2 separate regions of the Homo sapiens genome follow, and region 2 is linked to region 1. Evidence: chromatin loops called from intact Hi-C (ENCODE). Cell type or tissue: sigmoid colon. All regions are shown on one strand. Each heading gives the region's core, and the rest is flanking DNA. Links, peaks and the distances in the headings are about the cores only.

Region 1 (11,014 bases), core at 1,938-6,937:
ATACAATATATTATTGTTAACTATAGTCACCCCACTGTGCTATCAAACACTGAAACTTATTCCTTCTATCTAACTGTATGTTTGTATCCACTAACCAGGCTCTCTTCATCCCTTCTCCTACCTTTCCTAGCCTCCGGTCTCTATCATTCTACTCTCTCCCTCCACGAGACCAACTTTTTTTTAGCTCCCACATAGAAGTGAGGTCACACAATATTTGTCTTTCTGTGCTTGGCTTATTTCATAAAATGGACTGCAGTTCCACCCATGTTGCTGCAAATGAAGGATTTCATTCTTTTTTATGACTGAATAGTATCCCATTGTGTATGAATATATATATATACACCATATTAAAAAATTCAGTCTAGATGAATATGCTTTGTATGAATTCAGGCTTCTGGCAAAAGCGTTTCATGGGTAGAAACATTGAAGATTGTCCCTTTGGCATGTGAAGGAGAGAATAACTAATTTTACTCGGGGCAGGGCACTGGTGTGTGTTTGTGTATGTGTGTGTGTGTGTGTGTGTGTGTGAGACACTGGAGTATGAGAGAACATTTCTGAAGCCCAGCTCATGCAAGAGAACACCTTCCTCAGTATCTTTGGAGGTCTTTGAGTGGGTTTGGCCTCACCATATCCTTTCACGAATCTTGGGACCCTTGCCAAATTTTGCAAATCTGTTTCAAGCCTTGGTGATCTCTTTTTGCACTTTCTGCAGAAATTGGGGACCAAGGCTGACCTTGCTCTCTATTTCCTTTTTTTTTTTTTTAATTTGAGGAGTGCAATGGTGTGATCTCAGCTCACTGCAACCTCCGCCTCCTGAGTTCAAGCGATTCTTCTGCCTCAGCCTCCTGAATAGCTGAGATTACAGGTGCCGGTCACCACGCCCGGCTCATTTTCATATTTTTAGTAGAGACAGGGTTTCACCATGTTGGCCAGGCTGGTCTCGAATTCCAGACCTCAAGTGATCCACCTGCCTCAGCCCCCCAAAGTGCTGGGATTACAGGCATGAGCCACCGCGTCCGGCCTCTATTTTCTTTTAATTAAATTCCAGTTGAAAGTTGTCAATGAAGTTATAAAACTGATACATACAGGATCCCAGAAAGAAAAGAAAATACAAGCAAGCAAAGTAAGGATTCTTCTTCTTTTTTGTTTTTTTCTTTAAATGACATTTGGCAAGACTGGCTACTTTGTCATGAAATCATCGGAATTCTCTTTTAATCTTCCCATGAAAACCTGTGTACTTCGGGATTCAGAGTCACATGAATCTTTGCCTGGCAGGAATGTAAATGTTTTGAGAAGGCTGTTGTCTTTTCGAGTTTGAGCCACAGCAGAAGCCGAAGGGCCTGTAGATGAAGGCTAGGTGGGGCCTGCTAATGTTCTGGGCAATTTCTAACTCTGACAAGACACAGATACCTCCCTTCCTTCCCCCGCCCCAAACATCTCCTGTCACCTTCAGTAGACCGCAGGCTCGTGGGGGCGGTGGAGAGAATGCTCCCTTCTCCCTGTTCTGGCCACTCTGACGTGGCTGAGGGGCTGGAGGAGGTCCCCAGTCGAAGCCCAACCTATGGTTTACACCATGACGATTCCTTTGCCCCTTTTTGCGTGGGGGTGAGATTATGGGAAAGGGACTCCAGGGTCCTCTCTGAATTTTATTTATTTATTTATTTTTTTATGTTTTGAGACAGAGTTTTGCTCTTGTCACCCAGGCTGGAGTGCCGCGGCATGGTCTCGGCTCACTGCAACCTCCGTCCACCTCCCGGATTCAAGCAATTCCCCTGCCCCAGCCTCCCAAGTAGCTGGGATTACAGGTACATGCCACCACGCCTGGCTAGTTTTTGTATTTTTAGCAGATACAGGGTTTCACCATGTTGGCCAGGCTGGTCTCGAACTCCTGACCTCAGGTGATCTGCCTGCCTTGGCCTCCCAAAGTGCTGAGATTACAGGCATGAGCCACCACACTCGGCCTCCTCTGTGAATTTTAAACTGTGCACGTCTGACCTGAATGCACAGCTCTCAGTGTCCCCAGAACAGGGCCCCGCACCCATCTGATCCCTGAGACTGAGGAGGAGGAAAGGGATGGAGAGAACAGAGCTTCATCTGAGGGTGGTCAGACAGCCGGGTGCTAAGGAGCCTGTGTCAGCCAAAATGGAGGAAGAAACAGGCCTTCCTGCCTTTCCCGCTCTCTCTGTCCAGCCTAGCAGGTCCACTTGAATGCCCACTGACGGCTGCAGGTTGAGGTTCTGCCTTTGGCCAGTGTCGTTTCCAGCCAGGTAGACACCCATGGGGAGAGGTGGGGCTGCTAAGTGGGGCACCAGGCTCGGAGTCAGGAGGCCAGGCTCGGGCCCCAGGGCTGCTACATTATTAGTGCTGCTATTTGGCATGTGGCAAAGTGTTTCTCATCTCCAGAGACAGGGTTTCACCATGTTGGCCATGCTGGTCTCGAATCCCTGACGTCAAGTGATCCGCCCATCTCAGCCTGTCCACGTAACTGGCACTGTCCACATCATCGAGGTCTGGTGGGGCTCCAGTGAGAATGGTGCTTGTGAACTGAAGCTCATGGTGCTGGTGTCAGGGTTGGCTCTGCAGCGGGTTTCATCTGGTGGCTGTAGATTAAGGTTGAGTAGTACCAGGCTTGTCTGGAAATGGGAAAATCCAGATTTTCATAGATTTTTAGTACATTAGAGCTGGATGGAAACTTAGCAAATATTTACTCCAATTCCACCATTGGACAGATAAGGAAACTGAGTCTTAGAGAAGGGGAAGTCACTTGAAGGGTTGTGCTGGGTCATTTGAACAGCCCTGGGAGAGGCCCTGGAGAAACTCTACTCCGTAAGCGAGGCCACATACCAAGGTGACCTTTCCCTGCCAATGGAGAGTGTTGTTCACTCAAAAATAGAACTAAGCTGGGCGTGGTGGCTCACGCCTGTAACCCCAGCACTTTGGGAGGCTGAGGCGGGTGGATCACTTGAGGTCAGGAGTTCAAGACCAGCCTGGACAACATGGTGAAACCCGATCTCTACCAAAAATACAAAAATTAGCCTGGCGGTGCCTGTAGTCCCAACTACTTGGGAGGCTAAGGCAGGAGAATTGCTTGAACCCGGGAGGCAGAGGTTGCAGTGAGCCGAGATCACGCCACTGCACTCCAGCCTGGGCAAAAGAGCAAGACTTCATCTCAAAAACAAAAACAAAAACAAAAACAAAAACAAAACAAAAATAGAACTGATGATATGAAAGGCAGATGGCAGAGCTGAAAGATCCAACCCCTAGAGGAAGAACAGAGGCCCAAAGGAGAAGACCGGGGGTGGGATCCAGGCGGTGCTACTGTTACTATTTCTCATGGCAAGTCTCTTGACCTTATGACTACAGGTGAGCCTCCGCGACTCTTCCAACTCCCAGAGCAGCCTGAGGATCAAAGGTGCCTGTTAGTAGCCACTCCTTTAGGGCGGGCGGGGGCCAGGAAGAAGCCGTGACTCACAGGTACTGCCTGCTGGAGGGCTCTTTCTCTGCAGCAAATTGCTCTGGTGGAGAATTATAGGTGTGGAAGAGACTAACCTTAAAGGCTACAACTTTATAGGGTGTGAATAAAGGCTGACGCATGGTGCTTCCTAACAAAATAAGGGGAAGCTCCAGCTCCTGACCTCATCCAGAGAGGTCTTGACTTGTTCAGCGGGGCTTGGGTTGCTGGCGTTGCCTGGGATGCAGGCGGCACAATACCAGAGACCTAGGAGCAAATGAGAAACCCAGGCGCCAGGCCAGGAGAACAGGGCCTCGTCTTTCGGAAGATCTGGATACGTGCAGGCTCTGCACTTTCTTTGCTTTGAGACAACTGACTCCTGCAATTCCAATCACACAGGGACAACTGGGGAGGGACAGCTGTGTCCTTGCTATTTCAGGCATGTTGAGAACGTCCAGAAGGAAAATAATCTCTCATTCTCTCATGTTCCCCCACCCCAAAACATACACAAACCTATCGGGGCTGTGAGCCTCTCTGGCAAGATCTCTGGAGGTATCTGTACTCTGCCTTGTTTTATTGGCATTGATGACACGTCTTCCTGGCAAACCTGTATCATTCATTACAGCAGAACATAGGTTCTAGTGTCGTTACTGGAAGAAAATGATTCCTCCCTTCATTGCTCTAGTCTGCTGGACACAGTGTGGGGACTGATTGAAGAGACAGAAACCCCCGAGAAACAGGCCCCAGTTTCAGGCCAGAGCTGCAGGGTTGGGTCTCTCGGCTCATTGTGCAGGAGGAAGAGGAAGAGGGGGGAGAAGGCAGCCATCTGGTTTCCTTGGAAATCACACGGGAAGGTTAGAAGATGGGAGTCCAGGAGATGGAGTGTGGAAGTTTCTGCACCCAGTTCCGAAGCCCAGACTGTGAAGGGAATAGTTATGTTTCTTCTGGAAGCAGCCAGCACACAGTCCCAGAAGGAATCAGAACTGCTGTACAGATTTTTCCTGAAGGGGAGGACTGCCTGCCGCTAACGTCAGCAAGGAGAGACTACCTTGTTCCTCTGAAACCGAGTCAGCTTGCGGAGCTGAGTCAGAGGGAATGTTGTTGCTCACCCTGGAGCAGGGCCAGGATGTGAGGGCTGGACTTTGCTAAAAATAAGCCATTCATGTTTGGACATCATGCTCTGTCTCCTCGGATCCCTGGCATCTGGCGCTGTGCCATGTCCCGTGGCGCCCTGTGGTGTCCTGTGGGTTGAAGCCAGGGGCTGACTCAGGACCAGGATGTTCTCTGGACTCTTTTTCTGCTGGGTTGGGTGCAGCGGAGGCAATGCTTGGTGATGAGTTTTCGCCATCGCAGCTCTGGACCATGCCAAGGGCAGAGGCTGTAGTGGGAGACAGAGCTGGAAGAAGTTGCTGCTCAGGCGGGGGCCCACCCAAGGATGTCACTGGGGTCTGTTCCTCTGAGGGGCTGTCTTTCCTGGCCCTTTGTTGCCCCAACACCCCAGAAGCCAAGATATTTCCCTGACACAGCCCTTCCTAAAGCTGACACCTTTCACCAGCTATTAGGGAGTGGAGGAAGTGAGCAACTGTTTCTCCCAATAAAAAGAACTTTAAGGTGTACTCATTATTTAAAAATCAAACACAAAAAGAAAATATAAGGAAGAAAAAACACCGTCTATTATCTTCCTTCTCCCATAACTTTCTAGAGGAAAGATACATAGTTTTCAATGCACATTTTTGTATGCACGTTCAGGTGAATACATTTTGCTTTGATAAAAATGGGATTGTGTTAACATTTTCCAACTAATTTTCTTACTTTTTAAGAGATCATGGGCTTTTCGTAGCCATAATTACAGACTTACAGGATCGTTTAATAGCTTCATTTAGAGGAAGCATAATTTAACCTAGGCGTCGACAAACTTTTCCTGTAAATGGCCAGATAGTAAATATTTTTGGTTTTGTGGGTCAGATGGTCATTGCTGCAAACACTCAACTCTGTTATTGTAGCTCCAAATTGGTCAAAGACGTAAATGACCAGGTGTGGCTATGTTCCAATAAAACTTTATTCACAAAATAGGTCCTAGACTGGGTTTTGGCCCACTGGCCCACTTGCAGACCTGTGATTTAAACTGTCACCTACTGATGGGCATTTAAGAAGTTTCCAATGTTTTGCTATTAAAAACTGAGCCGAGATGGCGCCATTGCACTCCAGCCTGGGCGATAAAGCAAGACTCCGTCTCAAAACAACACAAAACAAAAAAACAGCACATAAATATGCCTTTGCGTGTATATGTATATGAGCAGGTGTATATTTGTATATATGCATATGTATACATACACACATAGTATATACATATATATGATTTATATATAAACAGGATTAATACACAGATATATGGTGTATATCTATGTGTGTGCGTATATATATACATATATACATATATATATACCTATATATACCCATATACCTATATACACATATATATACCTATATATACCCATATACCTATATATACACATATATACCTATATATACACATATACCTATATATACACATATACCTATATATACACATATACCTATATATACACATATACCTATATATACACGTATACCTATATATACATATACCTATATATACATATATCTCTATATATACATATATACCTATATATACATATATCTCTATATATACATATATACCTATATATACATATATCTCTATATATACATATATACCTATATATACATATATCTCTATATATACATATATACCTATATATACATATATCTCTATATATACATATATACCTATATATACATATATACCTATATATACATATATATACATATATATCTATATATACATATATACCTATATATACATATATACATATATATCTATATATACATATATACATATATATCTATATATACATATATACATATATATCTATATATACATATATACATATATATCTATATATACATATATACACATATATATCTATATATACATATATACCTATATATTCACATATATACCTATATATACACACATATATATGCACATATATACACATATATATGCATATATATATACACACACACACACATACACACACACACACACACACACACACACACCTATACATATATACCTTTCTCTGATGGCATCCCTAAGATAAACTGTAAGATATATTTTTCCTGGGATATCAGAGAGACGATTGTAAACCAACTGCAGATTCTGTTTACCTTGATGAGTTCATGAGCTTCCTTCCACCTCTGATTTTTCTAATGAATGCATTTTGCCCAGGCCTTGATAGAAAAACTACTTTGAAAACAGTCTGCTTCAGGTCTCCCCCATAGGGATGATGCTACATTAGAGGATCCTTCCTCCAAGCACAGCCTGCCCAGGGAGCTTGTTTTTGATGGATGTCAGTGGGCTGGATGGCTTCCTGGGAAGTTCGGAGGAAGTGGACTCCCTCCAGGACAGAGAGCTCTTGAGGTTCTGGGCATGGGGTGGAGCCCATCCAGGTGCCCTGGTAGCCCTGAAGCCCGCCTGGCCTCTGAGAGACATGTGTGGTGCACGCATTTCTAACAGAACACCGGTTAGAGGGTGGGGACCAGGTGGAAAATATATTGAGGACAGCCTCTGCCCTCCAAGAATTCTCTCTTTGCTATGAGAAGCAGAGCCACCCCCACCAAGCATTCCCCTGCTGCCGTGAGAGGCAGCATCAAGTGGGTCTGTGGGAAGGGGTCCTGGTGGGATCTGGCTGACAGGAGGTTTCTGCTTCCTTCACTTTCTTCTTGGGAGGAAGTCAACATTCTCCGGCATCCACTCGTTCTGAGGAGTTAGCAGGGGCTGGTTACAGACGGTTGTGCCGGTGGGAGAAGGTTCAGGGTTGAGTTCTGGAGGGAAGGCAGGGCATGAATTGGCAAGAAATAAAATAAAGAGAGGAAGTTAAAAGGAGCACTGAGGTGAGAGAGAGGGAGAGGGGTTCAGCATGACACACTCACCGTCACTGCCAAGGGTTGTTGGTGAAACGCTGAGCTTCTTGGGGCCTGGGTGTCCTCATCTGTAATGAGAGGGCCTAGGAGAAAGCTCACCTTCTAGCTGGTTCTCTAAGTAGCATGAGTTAAACTGGAAGAAAATGTGTGCGTGTGTGCATGTATGTGTTCATGTGTGCCTACAGGTGTGTGATGCATGTGAGTGAATGTAGCAAAAACATAGTCTTTTAGATTTAGGATCAACTAGTATGAGGCATCCTTGCCAGTCCTTGTGCGTCTCTGCTGAACACGTATTTACATCGGGACAGTGCTGGGTGGCTCAGGGCTGGAGCCAGATAAGCCAGGTGTGGGGCCAAGGGGGTTTGCGGAGAAAGTTTAGTTCACCGTGAGAACCTGGGGCCCAGCTTTGAAGGCCTCCAGGGCCCACTCTGAATAGAACTCGTGATCCCAGGAAGAGAAGTGCTTGGTTTGAGTCTGAGAAGCCAGTGGAGGTTCAGATCAGCTTGCGTGACCGTCACTCTGCAGGAACAGGGAAAGTAAAGTGTCAGACCCAGGACCTGGTGATTTGCAATGAAACCACCACAGTATGGCTGGGGACAGACCCTGGCAGGAGGCAGGATTCCATCCTCCTCCACAGGCTACCTCCACGCTGCATCCTCTTCCCCAAGGTTTGCTGGGAGTGAATGGACCATGGTCCCCATCACTGGGGGGCCTTGTCAATCATTCTGGCTTTTAGTTCTAGAAAGGAAAAACCAACACCAGGCACAGCTGACTTCTCCCTTCATCTTCATGAAGGTCCCTTTTCCTTGAGTTCCATGACACCTTGTTGCTTTTTATTCTGTTCCCCTCAGGCCACAACTTATGAGAATCCTTTGTTGGAGAACTTGTTCCTTTAATTGTGGGTGTTCTTTTTTTTTTTTTTTTTTTTTTGAGATGGAGTCTCGTTCTGTTGCCCAGGCTGGACTACAGTGGTGTGATCTCGGCTCACTGCAAGCTCTGCCTCCCGGGTTCAAGCGATTCTCCTGCCTCAGCCTCCCAAGTAGCTGGGATTACAGGCACTCGCCACCACACCCAGCTAATTTTTGTATTTTTAGTAGAGACGGGGTTTCACCATGTTGGCTAGGCTGGTCTCGATCTCCCGACCTTATGATCTGCCCGCCTCTGCCTCCCAAAGTGCTGGGATTACAGGTGTGAGCCGCCGCGCCCAGCCATTGTGGGTGTTCTTAGCACTCTATCCCTGGCACATTTCTCATTTAATCTTGCATTCACCCCTCAAATCATCCCTGTGGCTTCCAATACCATTTCTATGCCCATATGACTTTCAAATCACCATCTTCTGCCCACCCAGCCTTCTCAGCTCTGGACCTGAGGTCTCACAGGTGCACCCACCTCCACATGCCCCAAACGGAACCCAAGGCCATCTCCCTTCCTGAACCTGCTCCTGCCCTGCAGCACCCCAGCTTCATAAACAGCAGCACCCTTCACCCTGGTTCTCAGGCTGGTACCTTGGGCTTCTTCCTCCATATCCTACTTCCTCCCATGCCTCACCTCCAGTAAATTCCATGTCTGTTCAATTCCAATAAAGATAATAGCTGGCTGGGCATGGTGGCTCATGCCTGTAATCCCAGCACTTTGGGAGGCCAAAGCAGGCGGCTCACAAGGTCAGGAGATCGAGACCATCCTGGCTAATACGGTGAAACCCTGTCTCTACTAAAAATACAAAAAACTAGCCGGGCGTGGTAGCACATGCCTGTAGTCCCAACTACTTGGGAGGTTGGGGCAGGAGAATTATTTGAACCCGGGAGGCAGAAGTTGCAGTGAGCTGAGATCGTGCCACTGCACTCCAGCCTGGGCAACAGAGTGAGACTCTGTCTTAAAAAAAAAAAGAAAAAAAAATTAGCTGGGTGTGGTGGTGTGTGCCTGTAATCCCAGCTACTTGGGAGGTTGAGGCACAAGAATTGTTTGAACCCAGGAGGCGGAGGTTGCAGTAAGCCGAGATCACGCCACTGCACTCCAGGCTGGTGACAGAGTAAGACCCATCTCAGAAAAAAAAAAAAAAAAAGACAATAGCTGATGTTGGCTGAACACTGGCCATGTGCTCAGAGCTTTATAAGCAGAGTCTCCTCTAATCCCTGCCCCCCAACTCTCTATACAGTTGACCCATGAACAATATGGGCTTGAACTATGTGAATCTACTTATACGCAGATTTTTTCCAACTAAATGCGGATGGAAAATATAGTCTTCACAGAATGTGAAACCTGCATATAGAGCAGGGGGACATTTCATACCTGCAGATTCTGCAGGGCTGACTGCAAATTTGAGTATGTGCAGATATGAGTATACATGGGGTTGCTGAAACCAATCCCCCTCGTATACTAAGAGCCAACTGTAGCAGGAATTCATATCACATTATTTAGCATATGAAGAATCTGAGGTGTGCAGGGGCTTACTGACTTGCCTGAAGTCCCAGAGAGATTTAACTCAAGACCATGGGATCCTCAGACTCTCCAGGTTACCAGATACCCCTGAACCTCCATAGGGGCTGGTGCACTGCTTCTCGCCTGGGTATTGGCCCTGCCTCGTCTCTTCTGCATGCAGTAACCAGAGGGAACTCTCAAAATGAAACACTGATGTTGTCACTCCTCTCCCTGAACCCTTACAGTCTCCCCATTGCTCCTGAAACAAAGTCCTTATTTTTCTTTGAGATGGAGTTTCACTCTTGTTGCCCAGGCTGGATGGCAATGGCATGATCTTGGCTCACTGCAACCTCTGCCTCCCAGGTTCAAGTGACTCTCCTGCCTCAGCCATAGCTGGGATTACAGGCATGTGCTACCACACCCGGCTAATTTTTGTATTTTTAGTAGGGTTTTGCCATATTGGTCAGGCTGGTCTCAAACTCCTGACCTCAGGTTATCCGCCCACCTTGGTGTCCCAAAGTCCTGGGATTACAGGCACGAGCCACCATGCCAGGCCCAAAGTCCTTATTTTTCAACAAACATTAGTTACAGGCATTGAAGACCCTGCGTGAATGAGACATGTTCCTGCCCTCATGGAACTTACATTCTAGACTGATGACAGGTAATAACTGAATAAATAGACAACTTAATTGCATAGAGTGGTAGGTGATACTGAAGAAAATAAGGCAAGGTAAGGGATGGAGAGTGATCTGGGAGGGGTGAGTATTAGGAGAGATGGTCTAAGAGGGCCTCCCGGGGGAGATGAGAGTGAAGCTGAGATGGAGTGAAGTTAGCCCCTGCAGTAAAGGGAAGGAGCATTATAGCTGAAAGCGAAAAGCCTGTGCAAAGGCCCTATGGTAGGAATGAGCTTGGAGTAATTGAGAAATAATAAGAAGGCCTGGGTGGTGAGAGCTGTGTGAGAAACATGGAGAGTGACAGGCAGAGGGGCTGACTGGTAGCCAGGTAGCCCTGGCTGGCCACACTAAGGAATTTGACTCTTATTTGGGATGTGATGGGAGGGTTTAAGTGCACACCAGGAGGTATAATAACCTTCTGGCTGCTGTGTTGGGACTGAGTACGTGGGTGGTAGTAGAGAGA
Region 2 (11,014 bases), core at 3,036-8,035, 450 kb after region 1:
TGGCGCAATCTCGGCTCACTGCAACCTCCACCTCCTGGGTTCAAGCAATTCTCCTGCTTCAGCCTCCCGCGTAGCTGGGATTACAGGTGCACACCACCATGCCCAGCTAATTTTTGTATTTTTAGTAGAGACGGGGCTTCACCATGTTGGCCAGGCTGGTCTCAAACTCCTGACCTCCGGTGATCGGCCCTCCTAGACCTCCCAAAGTGCTGGGATTACAGGTGTGAGGCATCGCGCCCGGCGGAAGGGAGCCAATTTTTGTGACATCTGTGGTTTCCCATTGCGCCTTGAGCTGCAGAAGCCAGGCAGGCCCCAGGGCTGCTGGTCCACTGGTGGTGTTGGAGATGCTGCTAGAGGGGCTCAGCCCCTGCAGTGTTAAAGGCACAGGCTGAAGCTCATCTTGTCAATCATCAAGATGCTGATTGAATATCCCCAGGGGATTCTGAGACTGGGCCTTGTAACTTTAGGTGCTGTTGAAGGTCTGATCACGCCTGCACACAGCCTGCCATTTCCCAGGGATTTAAGGGTCTACTCAGGACTGCCCCTTCCACATTGTCCTCCTTGGTCTCCCCGCTGAGCTAGGGCTTCTTCTCCAGGGTCTCCTGCCACTCTGTGCATAAATCCATCACTGCTCTTACTCCTGGAAGAGCAGGTGACCCTTGAACAACATGGGGGTTGGGGCGCCAACCCCTTAACAGCGGAAAATCCACATATAACTTTTGCCTCTCTCAGAACTTAACTACTGATAGTCTATGTTGACCAGAAGCCTTGCTGATAACATAATCAGTTGATTAACATACATTTTGTATGTTCTAGGTATTAGACACTATTCTCACGAGAAAGTGAGTTAGAGAAAAGAAAATCATAAAGAAGAGAAAATATATTTGCTCATCATGACATGGAAGCGGATCATCTTAAAGGTCTTCATTCTTGATGTCTTCATGTCAAGTAGGCTGAGGAGGAGGAGGAAGAGGAGGGATTGGTCTTGCCATCTCAGGGGTGGCAGAGGCAAAAGAAAATCCATGCATAAGTGGACCGTGCAGTTCAAACTTGTGTTGTTCAAGGATCAACTGTGTAGGCTTTCTCCTTCTCTAGACGGGACTTCAAGATAGAATGGACCCTCTGTCATCATTTTTGCATCTCCAACAGCCACAACAGTGCTTTATATATAACAAATGACCAATAAATGCCTATCAAATGCATTGAATAATGGAGAATGCCTTTCCGTCCTTTGAATCACAGCTTAAGGGATTACCTCTTCCAGGAAGTCTTTTGGGTTAATGGAGGGCACCTTCACCTTTCAGTATAATCCTAACCCTCTCTTGTTTTTGAAAAGAGTTAATGGGGCATAATGAATAGTCATATCTAATATTTACTAAGCACTTACGACCTGCCAGGCTGTGTTATAAGCACTTTACTTGCATTCCTTTACTTGATTCTGATAATAATCTGCTGAATTAAGTTATATTACTATCATTCCCACTTTGCAGATGATGAAACTGAGAAGCTGAGGCACAGAGAGGTTAAAAAACTTAAGGCTGGGCGTGGTGGCTCACACACCTGTAATCCCAGCACTTTGGGAGGCTGAGGTGGGAGGATCACCTGAGGTCAGGAGTTCGAGGCCAGCCTGGCCAACACGGCAAAATCCCGTCTCTACTAAAAATACAAAAATTAGCCGGGTGTGGTGGCAGGTGCCTGTAATCCCACTGCTCTGGAGGCTGAGGCAGGAGAATCGCTTAAACCCGGGAGGTAGAGGTTGTGGTGAGCCAAGATAGCATCACTGTACTCCAGCCTGGATGACAGAGTGAGACTCCATCTCAAAAGAAAAAAAGAAACTAACTTAAGTTGACATATGGCCAAAGTGGAGAAAGGATGAAACCCACCCAGTTTGACTTTAGGCCTGCTTACGCATGCTGTCCTGCTGTCTCTGAGTTTTATTTTGGCTGCATATTGAATAAATGACTAAAAATCTAGAGCGGTGGTGACAGAACTTTCTAGTATGCAGAAATGTTCTATATCTGAAATGTCCAATCAGTAGCCACTAGCCTTATGTGTTCATTGAGCACCTGAAATGTGGCTAGTGTTTCTGAGAAAGTAAATGTTCAAATTTTAATTAATGCAAATTTAAATAGCCCCATGAGTTTAGTGGCTACTATATGGGACAATGCCACTCTAGGACAGAAAGGACCTATTTTTAAATTTTTAATTATTATGGGTACATAATAGTTGTCTATATTTACGGGGTACATACAATGTTTTCATATAGGCATACGATGTGTAATAATCACATCAGGGTAATTGGGGTATCCGTCACCTATCATTTCTTCGTGCTAGGAACATTTCAATTCCACTTTAAAATATACAATAAATTATTGTTAACTACAGTCACCCTACTGTGCTACCAAATGCTAGATCTTATTTATAAGGAAGGACATATTTTAATTTTCTTCTCTAAACATCTTACCATGTAACCCATGGTCATCAAAAGGACTCTTTCTGAATGGCTGCATATTAGTATCTCTCTGAATTGGGGAAACATCCAGTGATCAGCCTGGAGTGAATTAGTGAAACAAACTCAATCTTAGTCCTTGAAGTCTCCTTTCTACTCAAGCGGCTTTCTGAGTACATGAAAAATGTACAATTCTAGTTTGTTCACTCACAGAGGCCTGGAGAAGATTAGGTGCTCAGCGGAAGACTGGCAAACTAGAGCTGGGATAAGGGACAGGAAGGAGCTTCCCTTATCAGTGCTAGACCTGGTCTTAGGCATTCTCTTATTCCATCCCCAAAACAATTGAGGGACCTACCTTCAATTGTAAAATAGGATTCCCATCTCACAGCTGAGGAAAACTCAGAAAGGTTAAGAAACTCCCTCAGAGAGAGGCACTCAGAAAGAGAGCTGTGGTTTCAGCTGGGTTTGTCTGATTCCAGCGGCCATGGATTGTGGTTGGAGGATGAGGGGTCACTGTTCAATGGTAAAGGGAGGTACTCGAGGCTGACCATCTGTTCAAAGAGTGAGTGTGTGTTATTATCGCTCCCACAGTGATGCAAGGCACGTAGTTAGAGTTAGTGCCTGAGCCAGAGACCTGTTTCCTTCCTTCCTTCCTTCTTTCCATTTTCCCTCCCTTTCCTTGGCCCTCCCTTCCTCCCTCCTTCCTTCCCTCCCTCTTTCTTTCTATCTCTCTCTCTCTCTCTTTCCCTCTCTCTCTCTCATACACATAACACACATAATAATAAATCCAGATTTCAAAGATTCAGTATGAAAGGGTATAAAATATCTCATCAATAATCTCTGAATTAATTTTGTTGAAATGATCATATTTTGGATATACCAGGGTTAAATAACATGACAGAGAAATTATATTAAAGTTTATTTAACCTGTTTCTTTACTTTTTGGATGTGACTACTAGGATATTGTAAATTCCATAGTGGGTCAGGTGAGGTGGTTCACGCCTGTAATCCCAGTGCTTTGGGAGGCCGAGGTGGAAAGATCGCTTGAGGCCAGGATTTTGAGACCAGCCATCTCTACAAAAAATTTAAAAATTAGCTGGGTGTGATGTCTCACACCTGTAGTCCCAGCTACATGGGAGGCTGAGGTGGGAGGATCGCTAAAGCCCAGGAGTTCAAGGCTTCAGTGAGCTATGATTGCCTCACTGCACTCCAGCCTAGGTGACAAAGTGAAACCCTGTCTCTATAGAAATAATAATAAATAAATAAATTGCATCGTGGCTCGCGTCATATTTCTATCGGACAGACTGGTCTACAGGATTGCGTGTATGAGTCTGCATGAAACACCAATGACTTGTCAAAACTCTCCTCAGCCTGAGCAAATGATTTCATCCCACTAATACCCACACTGAAACAAAGTGAAACTGGCTAGGTACGCACAGACTTTGGCCTCTGCCTGGTCCGTGGCCCCTCTTGGGTATGATGCTGAGGACACCAGCTGGAATTGCTCACATTTTTTCCCTCTGCACACAGAGCACATGAAGCTCTGTCCTTTCTTTGCCTTGAATGGCACTAGCATTTCTTTCTTGAGCAAGGTGCTTCGTCATTCCTCTGAGGAAGGCAGGTGATGAAACCGTGACACAGAAAAATGGCCTGCTCCCTCCAAGGCCATTCCCAAAGGCCGTGGCCGAGCAGAGCCAAGCATGCCATCTACCATGAAGCTGACCACCCTCAACTGCCTGGACGTTCTTTTCTGGCTAACGATCTTACAGCAGTGGACAGATTCAACACACAGGCTTCCAGGGGAAAGGATGGTGGTGTCCGATAGTCTCTGACCCCTCCCATGATCATAGTATTCAACCCTCCCTGGGCTCAGTGACTTATTTCCTCCTCTTGGAGGTGGGAAGTGCTATAGTATTCCTCTTTGATGATTTAAAAGTGGTATATGCCTTTTACTCTTTCCTCTTTATATCCAGCCCTCTCCTTTCTCTGTGCTGCTTTTACACCAGTTTCCATAGTAACAACCTCTATTGTATCCCTGACTGAGAAGGGAAATCATGCAGATGTTCGAAGGGATACAACACCTTCCAGCAGCTATTTTGATGCACCGGCTCCTTATCTCCCTCACTAATTTTCTCGTCCTTCTCTTCTCCTTACTGCTGCCCCTTCCTCCAAATACTTACAAACCCATCCCAAGCTCCCTGTCTCCCCAGTGTGAGCCTGGGGGAGTGGGCAGGGAGAAGGAGAGTGCTGGCAGAGGAGGGAGAGGTCTCATTACGAATCTTAATCTTTCAGGTGGCTTCAGACAGAATGACAGGCACCAGTCCCGGACAGGACACGCACAACACAAAAGCTATGGGAGGTAGAATCAAAAGTACCAGAGCCCAAGAGCCGTGGAAGATGGCTCTCCGATTGCCTTCAGACAAGCACCCTTACCTGAATGCTTGCAGAATAAACAGACTGCCTGAACTATCTGTGCCACCAACCCCACCCCGCTCGCTCCTGCCCCAGCCTCATGAATAGCTCCTGCACCATATCTGTGAGTTTGAAGGTCTGTCTTCCTTCTACGCATTTCCCTTGGAGAGATCAGCCACCTTTTCTGATGGGCAGGGCAGAGGTGGAAATACAGCGCACGCACACACACACACACACACACACACACACACACACACACACACACACCAGGGCTTTGAAGACCTGCAACAACAGAGTTGCCCACCTTTCCTCCAGCAGCCAGGCTCAGCCGGCCACCTGGGAAGGCAGGAGGAATGGGGGTTCATCAGTCATCTCCCGAAATTGTTTGATGAGTTCTTTGCACCATTCCTCCTTGGAACTGGACATGATTCTTTTGATTACACAAGCCTGACAGCCGATCATAATAACCATGTAACTGAAGAGAACCTATTCCTGTCCAGCGGCATTATTTGTTCACCTAAAGCAAAGCCTGAGCTATATTTAGCATATGATGTCAGCGGGTTGTTTGGATTCTTGGAAATTGGCAGGAAGCCACCTCTCACATGATATATGAAATCACTGATAAATGCTTCTTTTCACCAAAAGAAAAACAGCTTAATAAATGTGGCCCTTTTCTGCTTTCATCTTCCCTCCCTTCCCTTGGCCCTCCCTCCCTCCCTCCCTCTCCTGCACCCTCCTTCCTTCCAGCCAGCCCCTCTCCCTCCACCGCCTCCCACCCCTGCCACATCTGGGATTTGTCTTTCTGTGGCACAGCTCAGCAGAGCCTGTGAAGTGGAAATGAGTTGCTCAGTATCACAGATCAAAATGAGGCTGTTGGGATGCTCAGGATGTTTTTTTCCTCTCCTCAAGCCTGGAAGGCTGCCAAAGTGCTCGTGAATCAGACGCACATGCACAAAAAGGCAAATCTATACAGCAGTGGCTTTATGGGGCCCGGTATTGACGGCATAGCACTAGCTCTGGGTTGCTGTTTTGCAGGCAAGGATGGGAAATAGATAGTGATTCAGGACTGCCATTAAGTGTGGAAACAGCCCCTGTACAGATTGTATGTAATAAACCCAGCACAGAGAGAAGCTGTAAGCAGCTCTGGATTTGCTGCCCTGGATCAGCCACGAGGCCCATCAAGTTCAAGCTCCCGATAGGTGTGGTGGTTAATACCTGGTGCTCTATCTTCCCCATCCTGCACTGAGTCCATTATACTAAAGCTGTCAGAGGGGTTGGAAGGGGTTGTGTGTGTGGAATTAAATTAATTCTTGCCCTCCTGTGGAGATCAGTTTATATGGCCTGAAGCACAAGATTTAATTACCCTTATCTTAGCTCGTGTAAAAACCAATGTCATTATTGATCATGGATTCACCAGGTCCCTTTCACAATCAGCTGTAACATTTAACTCAGTGACCCCCTGCAGGCCACGGGAAATGGGGGAGCAGCAGCTCCCAGTGGTGGTTTATTGACATTTATTTGTCCTCAGCTTCATCCAGTGGCCTCCTGTCTGCCACTGGAAGATACTGTGAAGACAAGAGAGGGGCTTGTTTCAGCCCTTTAGTATCTTGGATACCTTCATGATAGTCCCTTCTAACACAGGCTCTGTCAAGGCCAAGCAATCCTGGCATGGGTGATATCAGCCGGCCTATGAGGGACCTGCAGAGTTTCAAAAACAGCACCGTGACACTGACTGCAACTGGCCTTTCTCCCACACGCACACATGCGCAGAGCTAGCTCGTCTTCATCCTGGATGGGAGAGAAAAACAAAAAGGAAGGAGGAGGGAGGGAGAGCAAACCATGTCTGTATTCTTGATGTAACTGCCTCAATTTTTTACTGGGGTGAGGAATGGATGCAGCAATGAATAGACAGGTGAACAGACAAACAGGTGAATGGACGGATGCTTACATTAATTAATCAACAGTGAGAAATCCCACAAAATGAACACCGGTTGTAGGAAAAAGCTGTTCTTCCAACCAGTCTTCTAATTAGCATTCATCTGGGGCTCTATATAGAAACTGCAGACGAGTGGAGGGCTGTATTTTAATTGGAATTATTTTTTTTTTCTTGCTTAAAATGAGGGGTATTGGACCCGGATGCCCTGTTAGATCCCTTTCAGCCTCTGAAATTCTAAGGTTCTGTAATTCTGTGATTCTGCAACTTTATGAATCACTCAGGGTAAATTAACTTTTTTCTGGAAAGCAACTGTCCTCCTCTTCCCCTAGGTGCAGCGAGCGAGCTCTGCTCTGAGATAGGGTCCTATCCTCAGACATGGATGCTTCTGGAATCCTTCCTGCATGGGGGATTGGGACTTCTCTGGGACCTGAAGAGCCAATAAATACCCCTCTTCTGGAAGGACATTTGTCCTCACCAAGAACACAGCTCATCTGGGCTCTCTGGAGGGCCAGGATAGTGTTTATAATGATGATGACAATTTCTGTTTTATGCAAAGACCAATTCTTTTAGCCTAAGCTGCTCAAGAAGTTTGCCATCATTTCTATCAGCCCCAGATCTCACATAGAATAGCACCGTCGCAGCTGGCAGAGCACCACGTGACAGGGACAAATAACTCACTTGCCCAGCTCTGGGCCAGGGCTGGCCCACAGTTTCGCTGGCACTGGGCTGCAATCACAGTCTGTCTCATCACATTACCTTGGAGGAGGTGCAGGAAGCCCAGGCGAGGTCGGGAGAGAGATGGAGAAAGTTGAAAGATTTAGTATTCTCACAGTTGCCTGGGAGAACACAGCACAGCATGCAGAGCCACAGTGGCACAGCGTGCAGGGCCACAGTGGCACAGCGTGCAGGACCACAGGGCCACCCTCGGGGTGGGTCAGGAGCCAGAGGGAGAGTGGGACAGTGGCAGGAGCTGTTAGGGTGGTTTCCATGGGAAGGAAAAGCAAGGCAGGGTGTGCGGGCTCGGGACCGGCTAGCTGTGTTTGCAAGTGGCACCCCTGCGAAATTCACCTTTACTGTGACTGTCAGAGTGTAGAGTTTAAAGTTATCTGAGGACTCCAGATGTCTACGGGTATATTAGCCAGGGTTCTCCAGAGAAACAGAATCAATAGAAGCATGCGGAGCGGAGGGATGGGTGAAGAGAGGGAGAGAGAGAGACATTTTAAGGAATTGGCTCACATTATTATGGAGGCTGAAAAGTCCAAAATCTCCAGCAGGCTGGAGACCCAGGGAGATGATGTTGCAGTTCAAGTTAGAAGACCGTCCACTGGCAGAATTCTCTTCCTAGGGTCAGGCTTGGCTCTACTGGAGCCTTCAGTTGATTGGATGAGGCCCACCTGCAACATGGAGGGCCACCTGCTTTGCTCAAAGCCTGCTGATTTAAATGTTAATCTCTTTCAAAAACACTCCCACAGAAACATTCTGAATAATGTTGGACCACACATCCAGGCAGCACAGCCCAGCCAACTTGACACATAAAGTTAACCATTGCAACGGGTGAGTCACAATTGGCTTAGGTTGGCAAATAGGGCCTTAGGTGGATGTCAATGCATCACTTTACAGAAATTAAAAGCATGGTTAATACCGAGTCATTGATTCCTTACAGGGGTAGCTCTTGTGGGGCAGGATCTGTGACAGGGCCTCACTTCCCAATACCTTCACCCAGGTGACTTCACGCTTCCCTTGGGAAGGCACCTTGTAGCTTGCAAAATGCACTCACTCCACTCTCTGATTATCTGATTCTCCCAACACCCGGCAAGGTCAGCCTTATTATCCTCATCTCAGAGACATGAGAACATGAATGGGGAGGTGAGGTGACTTGGACAACTTGCGAGTGAAGGAAGTCAGACTGGATTCCATCTTCAGATTCCAAATGCCAGGAGCTGGCATGCAGTGAGAGATTGCCTGTGTCAGGCACACTTTCTGTGCTTCCTTTGTACTAACTTGATTTTTCAGAACAACTCAATGAAGGAGCCATTACTGTTTAACAGGCAGGGAAACTGAGGCACTCTCAGTGTATCACACAAGGTGGGCTGGCATCTGGGGCCAGCTTGGAGTCCAGAATCTTCATCATCTCGCTCCTGCCTCCCACACAGCCCGGGCAATGCCCTGTCCCCCCATCCCCAACCCCAGCACACTGCCGCTTACCCACACCTCTTAGCCTATCTTCGGAGACTGCTAGCAATCACCCTTTGAGCAAGTGTAACTGAGGGATAGCATAAAGATTTGGAAATGGAAAACAGAGAAATCCTCAAAGTGGAACAAGCTCTCAGAATGAGGCTGGGGCTGCCTAAAGCAAGCACCACCTCCTCAAACACCCTGTCTAGGAGCGGTCCCAGTTGACCCAGCTTATCAGGAAGGGCTCCAGATGTGGCTTCCCTGTGAAGCATCTCTGGTCTCAAAGCAGGGTCCCTTTTTGCTGTCCTCGCATTACACACTGGGCCCTGCTATTGCCTTCGTCATGATCTGCCCAACATGGGAAGCACATTCATTCAAGAAACATTTGCTGAGTGCCAGGCACTGTGCTGGGGGCCAAGAACTTAGAGACAGGGAGGAAGGTAGCCCTGGCCTCAAGGCAGTCTCAGGCTAACTGAAAAGACAGGCCTGCCAACCAGGCAGTACCAACCCGATGGCTGTACCAACCTGATGACTGGCAGCTGGCCCTGCCTCCCCATTAAGGCCTCCAGAAAGCACCCTGGACCCACAGAGTGAGGCACCATCAGCTCTGCCTAAGGGATGCTGGCAGTTCCGTGGGGAGAGAGAAGGCGGCCTAGAGCTGAAAGACAGTCCACAGATGCAAGAAGGGGCAAGGGCAGCTGGCAGAGGGAACAGCACGTGCAAAGACACGGAGGCATGAGAGCATTTAGTTTTGCTCAGCTGGAGCACACGGCATATGGAGCCAGGGCCAGAAGGACACCAAAGGCGGTCAGGTTAGGTGGTAAACAGCCTGAGGGCCCACCAAAGAGCTTGGATCTGTTCTAAAAATACCCTTCCTGGCCCTTGTGCAATCTTGCCATTGTTTCAGAAGCCTTGCGAACAATGTGTGAAGGGCTCTGCAATCCTCCAGGGAGTTACGGAGTCCTGGGAAGGAGCCTGGGGCTGGATTTTGACTCCTGACCTCGAGGAATTTATAATCTAGGTGAGAGCAAGACTAAGTATGTGAAATATTAGCGGCCATCCCGGGAGAAAAATGAAATGTCAGGCAGTGTGGCCAGGATAGTTAAGTGCGGTGAGAGTTGGTGAAGGGATGGGATTAGGGTGCTTCCATGTGCAGATTAATAAATCAGAAAAAGTTGTTGCTTCCTGCTTCTAAACTGGGCAAAGCCCTCACCACTGGCTTCTCTGTGAGACCCTGTAGTTTTTTTCTTAGGGGATTTTCCAAGCACAGCCTCATCAGCTCTCTTCAGCGTGGAGGCTATTTCCCTTTTGGCCAGTACCTATTAACTTACCCTTCTCCCAGATGAATTTCACTTTCCTCAGCTGAACCTGATCTGTTCCCCCAATGCATTAAGTCCATCCAGGGTTTCAGACCCTCCTACTTTTGGGGTTTGCCTAAAACCACCCCAATTCCTCTCCATAATGCAGCCTGGGGGATAAAGATATTCTCATAAACGCTTGGATGATGGAGATGTCAAGCGTGAGATTTTCTGTTTAAAGGAGCTCTCTGTTTCTGCCAAAGCTGGCAATGTATTATGAATTCCTTTGAATGCACTTGTTTGTACCTGGTGGAGATTCCCTTGAAGTGTGGATGAGTGTTTCCTGTGTTGTTGCTTCAGAGCAAAGTGGTGTCTTTGTGTGTGTCTATTACAAACACATTAACCACACGTGTGTCCCATCTTCTCCCTTACACCACGCAGCTAGGGTGATTGAAACACGACATTTTATACTCAAAAGCAAATTACAGCAAGGAATTAGTGTGAAATTACTATCCTCCTCTCAGAGTTCCTTTTTAAAAGTCAGCAGCAGTGCTCAGGATGAAAGTTGGCCTGTCAAACAAGTCCATTCAAGCTTGCAATTCCGCTGTCATTTCCCCGACGGGCTTGTGATAAAGAGCGAGGGAAAAAAAAATCTGCCAAAAATAGTGCCACTGAGAAACCCAAACCATGGCAAACTCAAGGGCCAACACCACCCGCTGCACAGCCCTCTCGGATAGGACAGCC

Evidence for each region. A loop is a pair of places that touch in the nucleus more often than their neighbours do. Peaks named below come from ENCODE experiments on the same cell type or tissue, not always from the same donor. Only the 100,000 strongest peaks of a DNase experiment are listed, where the experiment ranks them.
Region 2: a loop joins it to region 1, with 15 times the contacts of the local background. A loop is called at or near these places in 17 of 110 quality-filtered maps.

Annotation. Positions count from the first base shown.
Region 1 is chr1:234,991,058-235,002,071 of GRCh38, reverse strand. No RefSeq gene overlaps it. Among named protein-coding and RNA genes, the nearest start is that of LINC03108, 16 kb to the right of the region's middle. RefSeq lists an enhancer at 2,936-4,135. In sigmoid colon, for the core only: no CTCF peak of the experiment used is centred there; DNase peaks (open chromatin) are centred at 2,290, 3,411, 3,731 and 4,611; H3K27ac peaks cover 2,133 bases.
Region 2 is chr1:234,539,114-234,550,127 of GRCh38, reverse strand. No RefSeq gene overlaps it. Among named protein-coding and RNA genes, the nearest start is that of LINC01354, 13 kb to the right of the region's middle. RefSeq lists enhancers at 7,183-7,683, 7,684-8,184, 9,558-10,061. In sigmoid colon, for the core only: no CTCF peak of the experiment used is centred there; DNase peaks (open chromatin) are centred at 5,057, 5,717, 6,587 and 7,507; H3K27ac peaks cover 1,726 bases.